Linked DNA regions of Homo sapiens: region 1 is linked to region 2. A link is an interaction called in ENCODE POLR2A ChIA-PET data of the cell type or tissue named here. Cell type or tissue: PC-9. All regions are shown on one strand. Each heading gives the region's core, and the rest is flanking DNA. Links, peaks and the distances in the headings are about the cores only. Region 1 overlaps PADI4 (peptidyl arginine deiminase 4). Region 2 holds the start of LINC02783 (long intergenic non-protein coding RNA 2783).

Region 1 (2,904 bases), core at 244-2,743, 160 kb after region 2:
CTCAGGTGATCCACCCACCTCAGCCTCCCAAAGTGCTGGGCTTACAGGCATGAGTTACTGCACCTGGCCGCCATTCCATTTTTTTGATACCAAGTTGACCTGTGTGAAATTGCTGATATGTGCCATTTTTGATTTGCAAGAGTGGAACTTTCATCTGGTTCATCCTAATAGTAACTTATAGTAGTGATTATGTCCAACATCACACCTGCCTGCTAGAATACAAGCCTGCGGAGGCGGAATTTTCAGCAGATTCATTTCTGAAACCTCCCCGTGCTCCTCCTGCTGCTCCAGTGGCCCAGGCTGGGTCTTATCTGCCCTCCTTTGGGGAGGAGGCCGCGAGCTCTGGCGCCAACAGGTCTTCTCTGGCCCATCCTAGCTGCATCAGGAGCCCCTCCTCTGTGTCCCCACAGACCCCTCAACCCCTCACCCCCCATCACCTCCTAACCCTGGTGCCCACTGCCTGGCTCCCTTGTTTTCTCACCTTGAGGAGGGGTCTCAGTTTTGCTCACCAGGGGTCCCCAGCACTGGCCCAGGCACCACCAGGAGTAGGAGGGAAGGGCACTCCTGCAGGCTCATGGCCTCTCGTGCACTGGGCAAACAGGGGGCAATAAGCTCCGCTTCTGAGCCCCTTCTCTGAGATCAAACATCCCATAGGAATGTGCCCTTGACTGCAAGGGTGAGAGTGAGTGGATGGTTTCATGCCCCCATCCTGGCGTCGGGCACCAAGACCCAGGCAGCACGCGCAACAGCCTCCTCTCCACTCACTCCCACAGGATGAAATGGAGATCGGCTACATCCAAGCCCCACACAAAACGCTGCCCGTGGTCTTCGACTCTCCAAGGAACAGAGGCCTGAAGGAGTTTCCCATCAAACGCGTGATGGTACCTGCATGGGGTGGGGAGGGGGCACAGCTGCCGAAACCCTCTTGTCTTGAGACTCCCTCCTTTTAGCCTGCCTTCCCCGCCCGCGCCTGTAGCTGAGTAGCCCAGTGCAAGGAGGTGGAATTCCTACCAAAGTGGGAGCATGTAGGTGGGGCTTGTTATTTTTTTATTACCAAGATAAGATCTGGCTCTTCATTTCCCAAAACCCTTGTCACCCGTGAGCTCAGCTTGATCTCCAGGTAACCCTGCCGAGGAGGTGGCTCAGGCTTGGACCTCCCTGTGCTCTTGAAGAAGCTCTTGCTGCAAGGTGGAGGTGGGGCCGGGGCTGGAATCTTTCCCAATGCCCAGCTGGAGGCTCTGTCTTATGGGTGGTGTTTGGTCTTCAGGGGCTCCATCTGGGATATGGGGGATTTTGGGATCAGTGGATCAGTGGTCATTTCCTGGGTGTGACTTTATCAGCCACAGGCTGTCCATGTGGAGGTGGGAAGTGACGTATTGCTGACTCATGCTTGACTAGCCTGGCAGGTTGATGCAAACTCAGCACAGAACAATAATAATAATAGTTGCATTTATTGAGAATGAGTTGTGTGTTAGCCAGTGCTGCATTCTTTACCTGCACTGACTCATTTAATTTGATAAACTGTTATGGAGATTCTATCAATAGGCCCATTTTATAGAAGAAGAAACTGAGGCTCAGAGTGGAGAAGTTGGAATTCAAACCCGGCCAGTCCGGCTTGGTGAGCATGCTTTTCCCCGCCCTGCCTCCCTCTCCCTGCTTTCCCAGGAAGACCCCAGGCCTGCGCTCTGAGTCCTGGCAGCCCCTTGGCTCAAGGTGCCCAGGGAAAACGACGGAAGGAGTGTGGGGTCCAAGGTTTGCTAGGACAAATGGCTTTCCGACAAGCATCTGTACTGTGCCCCAAGGGAGGGGAGAGTGGCCCTGCCCACACAGAAGGCTTCAGAATGAAACTTCAGTTAAACTCAACAACTTGTCCCGAGTCTCGCTTCCTCCTGGCCAAGCTGTGCGCTGAGCAGTGGAGATGCAGAGATGCTGTTGGATTCACAGTGTGTACTCAGCCATGGGGTCGAGTTCATCCTGTTTCAGCAGCGTTGGGGCGAACCAGCCAGCTGCTACCGTGACTTTGCCCTCTTTCTGCTGCTTTCAGTCCTGCCTGGTTCAGTGGCTGTGTCTACTTTGATGCTCCAAGTATAACAAAGGCCAGATTTTCTGATGCCACAAGTCCTGCTGGACAGACAGACGGACACCTCGGCACCATTGTTGTCCCCTTTCCCACAGACAACTTTGGATGAAGGCAGGCAGCACTGGTCCCTCAGCTAAGCACATCTGTGTATTCCAACTCAAATCACTCAGAATGAGGCCAGGTGTGGTGGCTGACACCTGTAATCCCAGCAGTTTGGGAGGCCAAGGAGGATGGATCACCTGAGGTCAGAAGTTCGAGACCAGCCTGGCCAGCATGGCGAAATCCCGTCTCTACTAAAAATACAAAAATTAGCTGGGCATGGTGGTGTGTGCCTGTAATCCTATCTTCTCAAGAGTTTGAGGCAGGAGAATCCCTTGAACCCAGGAGGCAGAGGTTGCAGTGAGCCGAGATTGCACCACTGCACTCCAGCCTGGGTGACAGAGCAAGACTGTATCAAAAAAAAAAAAAAAGAAAGAAAAAGAAAAAACAACAACAAAAAACACCCAAATCACTCAGAATGAAGAGAATTGGAGAAAAAGTCACACTCAGCACCAGGCTTTGGCCCCACCTGCCTCTCCAGCACCATTGTAGGCCACTCTCGCTGTCCCTTACCCAGCCCCACCTCCACTGGCCTCCTTCCTGTTCTTCAAACTTGCCTAACGTTTCCCCACCTCACGGTCTTTGCATATGCCGTTCCCTCTGCTTGCAGTGCTGTTCCCTGTTCACGGGGCTGGCTGCTTCTCAGCCTTCAGGTTTCAGCTTCTATTTCCTACTCAGTGAGGCCTTCCCTGATGCTAAAAGAGGGATCCCTACTCCCACCCCAA
Region 2 (2,904 bases), core at 162-2,661:
CTTGAGACTGGGTAATTTATGAAGGAAAGAGGTTTAATTGACTCACAGTTCTGCATGGCTGTGGAGGTCTCAAGAAACTTGCAATCATGGTGGAAGAAGAAGTCAGCATCTTCTTCACAAGTCAGCAGGAGAGAGAGACAGCACAGGGGAAACTGCCACTTTTAAACCATCAGATCTCATGAGAACTCCCTCACTATCACGAGAACAGCATGGGGGAAACCACCCCCATGATCCAATCACCTCCCACCAGGTTCTTCCCTTGACACGTGGGGATTACAATTTGATGTGAGATTTGGGTGGGGACACATATCACAGGGAAAGTATGTATTGTGCTCCAAGTCTAATAGATACTGCCAACAGTTTTCCAATGTGATCCTACCAATTTCCATTCTCACAGGGAGTGTCTGAGAGTTCTATTTGTTCCACATCCACATCGCCAACACTTGGTATTGTGAGGCTTTTTAACCTTGGCTATCCTGGTGGTGGAGTCTTCTTTTTGTTTTCATTTGCATTTCCCTGGTGACTAAAGAAGTTGAGCATCTTTTCCTCTGTTTATTGGCCTCTTGGTATCTTTTATGTTTTTAAGTGAAGTGCCTGTTCAATTTTTTTTTTCTTTTTTGGGGGAATAGAGTCTCACTTTCTCACCTAGGCTGGGATGCAGTGGCGCAATCTTGACTCACTGCAACCTCTGCCTCCCAGGTTCAAGCAATTCTCCTGCCTCAGCCTGCTGAGTACCTGGGACTATAGGCGTGCACCACCACACCTGGCTAATTGTTTTACTTTTAGTAGAGACGGGGTTTTGCCATGTTGGCCAGGCTAGTCTTGAGTTCCTGACTTCAGGTTATCCACCCACCTTGGCCTCCCAAAGTGCTGAGATTACAGACGTGAGCCACCAAGCCCGGCGAATTTTTTTTGCTCGTTAAAAAAATCAGGAGGTCTGCCTTTTTCATATTTATTTGTAGGTGTTCTTATAAATTCTGGATGCGAGCTCTTTGTCAGATGTAAGGATTGTGAGTTACCTCCTCTATTAGCAAATTTAACTTGCTTATTCATCAACTCATTCCAAGAGCACCAATAAGGAATGGGCCAGGCCCTGTGCTGGGTGCTGGGTTATCAGAATGAGTATGATGTGGCCCTCATTCTTGAAGACAGCTCGACCGTGATGGAGGAGACAGGCATTTAGAATAAGCATGAAATAAAGGTGGCTGTTAAGGGGTCAGCTCCCCTCACCAAAGTCACTTTTGATTTACTTACAAAAGTTTTCTTAAGATTTCTTCAGAACCCAGGTAAGGTGAAAAGCAAGGGTTTCCCTATGCTTATTTTCTGGGCTGGGTTTTTAAATCCTTTGCAGTGAGTACTGCTTTTAGAAGATTCCTTGACTCCATCAGCTGAATGCGTGCTCATCTGCTGATCCCTCCCTTGGTTTCCGCCCTGTTTTGGGGAATGTTAGGCTGGACCCACCAGGATGTGGTCAAATTCTTGGCCCTGGAATCCAGTTCCTGGTGCTCAGTGTGGGTAAGTCAGACCCAGCCAGGAGGGCGGAGGCTTTGGTCGGGAGTGGGGGTGGGGCCAGGCTGGCGAATGCTCTGGAAAGCTGGGTCCAGTTTAGAAATCTTCACCTCTCCTGGGAAAACTTGTCATGTCAGGCACAGCCAGACTTCCCCTCCCACCCCTCAGGCTGCCAGCCCTGATGGGGACTCAGGGGGCTGTGAGTGGCATGGGGACAGAGGCCAACACATTGGAGTGAAGTGGCCATGCTGAGGCCACAGGCGGTGGGCAGGCATGAAAGCCGGGCCCAGGACATGGAAGAAGCCCATGGCCAATCGGTGCATGAATGATGGGGGGCACCTTGGCAGGCTCGGGGGGCATCGTGTCCTGGAGTCTGAAAACAGGCACAAAAGGGCAGTGCACAGGGTGCCGGGCAGGGCATGAGCCCTGCATTCTAGCCTGGGGCCTGTTCCTAGCTCACCCAGTGCCACCCAGCTCCTTTCTCCGTTCTCTGCTCTTGTGGCCCATGTGTCATTAAGGGCCCAACAGCTCTGACATTCTCTGTAGCTTATCTAGGAAGGAGGCACTGTGAACACCTGGGAGCAGGTAGGCAGTGGGGCCTGGCCTTGGGGAGCCGAGTGACCACAGGGAAGCAAGGGGTGTGCTGGACAGAGGGGCCTGACACCCAGTCCCTTCCTCACGCTGCTGCTACACTGTCACCTCCCAGGAAGGCTCCTGACCCCGGATGGACCCAGAGCCCATGGTCCTGGGGGGACCTCTCTATGTTCATCATCTGAGACACCAAAATAGATGCCCCTTTATCAACTAAGATGGACCCCAAGGTTAAGGAAACAAAAGTTACCTACAGGCAGAAGGTTCAAGGCCTGGTTGGCATGGCAACTCTCTAAATTCCCACCACTGCAAGAATAACCACACCTGGCCGGGCACGGTGGCTCATGCCTGTAATCCCAGCACTTTGGGAGATCAAGGTGGGTAGATCACTTGAGGTCAGGAGTTCGAGACCAGCCCAGCCAGTCTTTACTAAAAATATAAAACTTAGCTGGGTGGTGGTGGTGCGTGCCTGTCATCCCAGCTACTCGGGAGGCTGAGGCAGGAGAATCGCTTGAAACTGGGAGCTGGAGTTTGCAGTGAGCCAAGATTGTGCCACTGCACTCCAGCCTGGGCAACAGAGTGAGTGAGACTACTTCTCAAAAATAACCACACCCAGCTGGGCGTGGTGGCTCATGCCTGTTATCCCAGCACTTTGGGAGGCTAAGGCGGGCTGATCACGAGGTCAGGAGATCGGGACCATCTTGGCTAACATGGTGAAACCCCGTCTCTACTAAAAATACAAAAAAAATTAGCTGGGCGCTGTGGCGGGCGCCTGTAGTCCCAGCTACTCAGAAGGCTGAGGCA

The links. Peaks named below come from ENCODE experiments on the same cell type or tissue, not always from the same donor. Only the 100,000 strongest peaks of a DNase experiment are listed, where the experiment ranks them.
Region 1: POLR2A ChIA-PET joins it to region 2 with 6 read pairs; 1 of 35 experiments calls an interaction of 5 or more read pairs at or near these places.

The regions. Positions count from the first base shown.
Region 1 is chr1:17,347,168-17,350,071 of GRCh38, forward strand. It overlaps PADI4 (peptidyl arginine deiminase 4), which reads left to right. Exons shown (of 16, transcript NM_012387.3): 10 at 774-881. Among named protein-coding and RNA genes, the nearest start is that of PADI6, 24 kb to the right of the region's middle. In PC-9, for the core only: no CTCF peak of the experiment used is centred there; DNase peaks (open chromatin) are centred at 1,084 and 1,394; H3K4me3 peaks cover 843 bases; H3K27ac peaks cover 2,021 bases.
Region 2 is chr1:17,188,645-17,191,548 of GRCh38, forward strand. It overlaps LINC02783 (long intergenic non-protein coding RNA 2783), which reads left to right and starts at 1,145. Exons shown (of 4, transcript NR_148993.1): 1 at 1,145-1,286. In PC-9, for the core only: no CTCF peak of the experiment used is centred there; DNase peaks (open chromatin) are centred at 1,197 and 1,477; H3K4me3 peaks cover 710 bases; H3K27ac peaks cover 2,500 bases.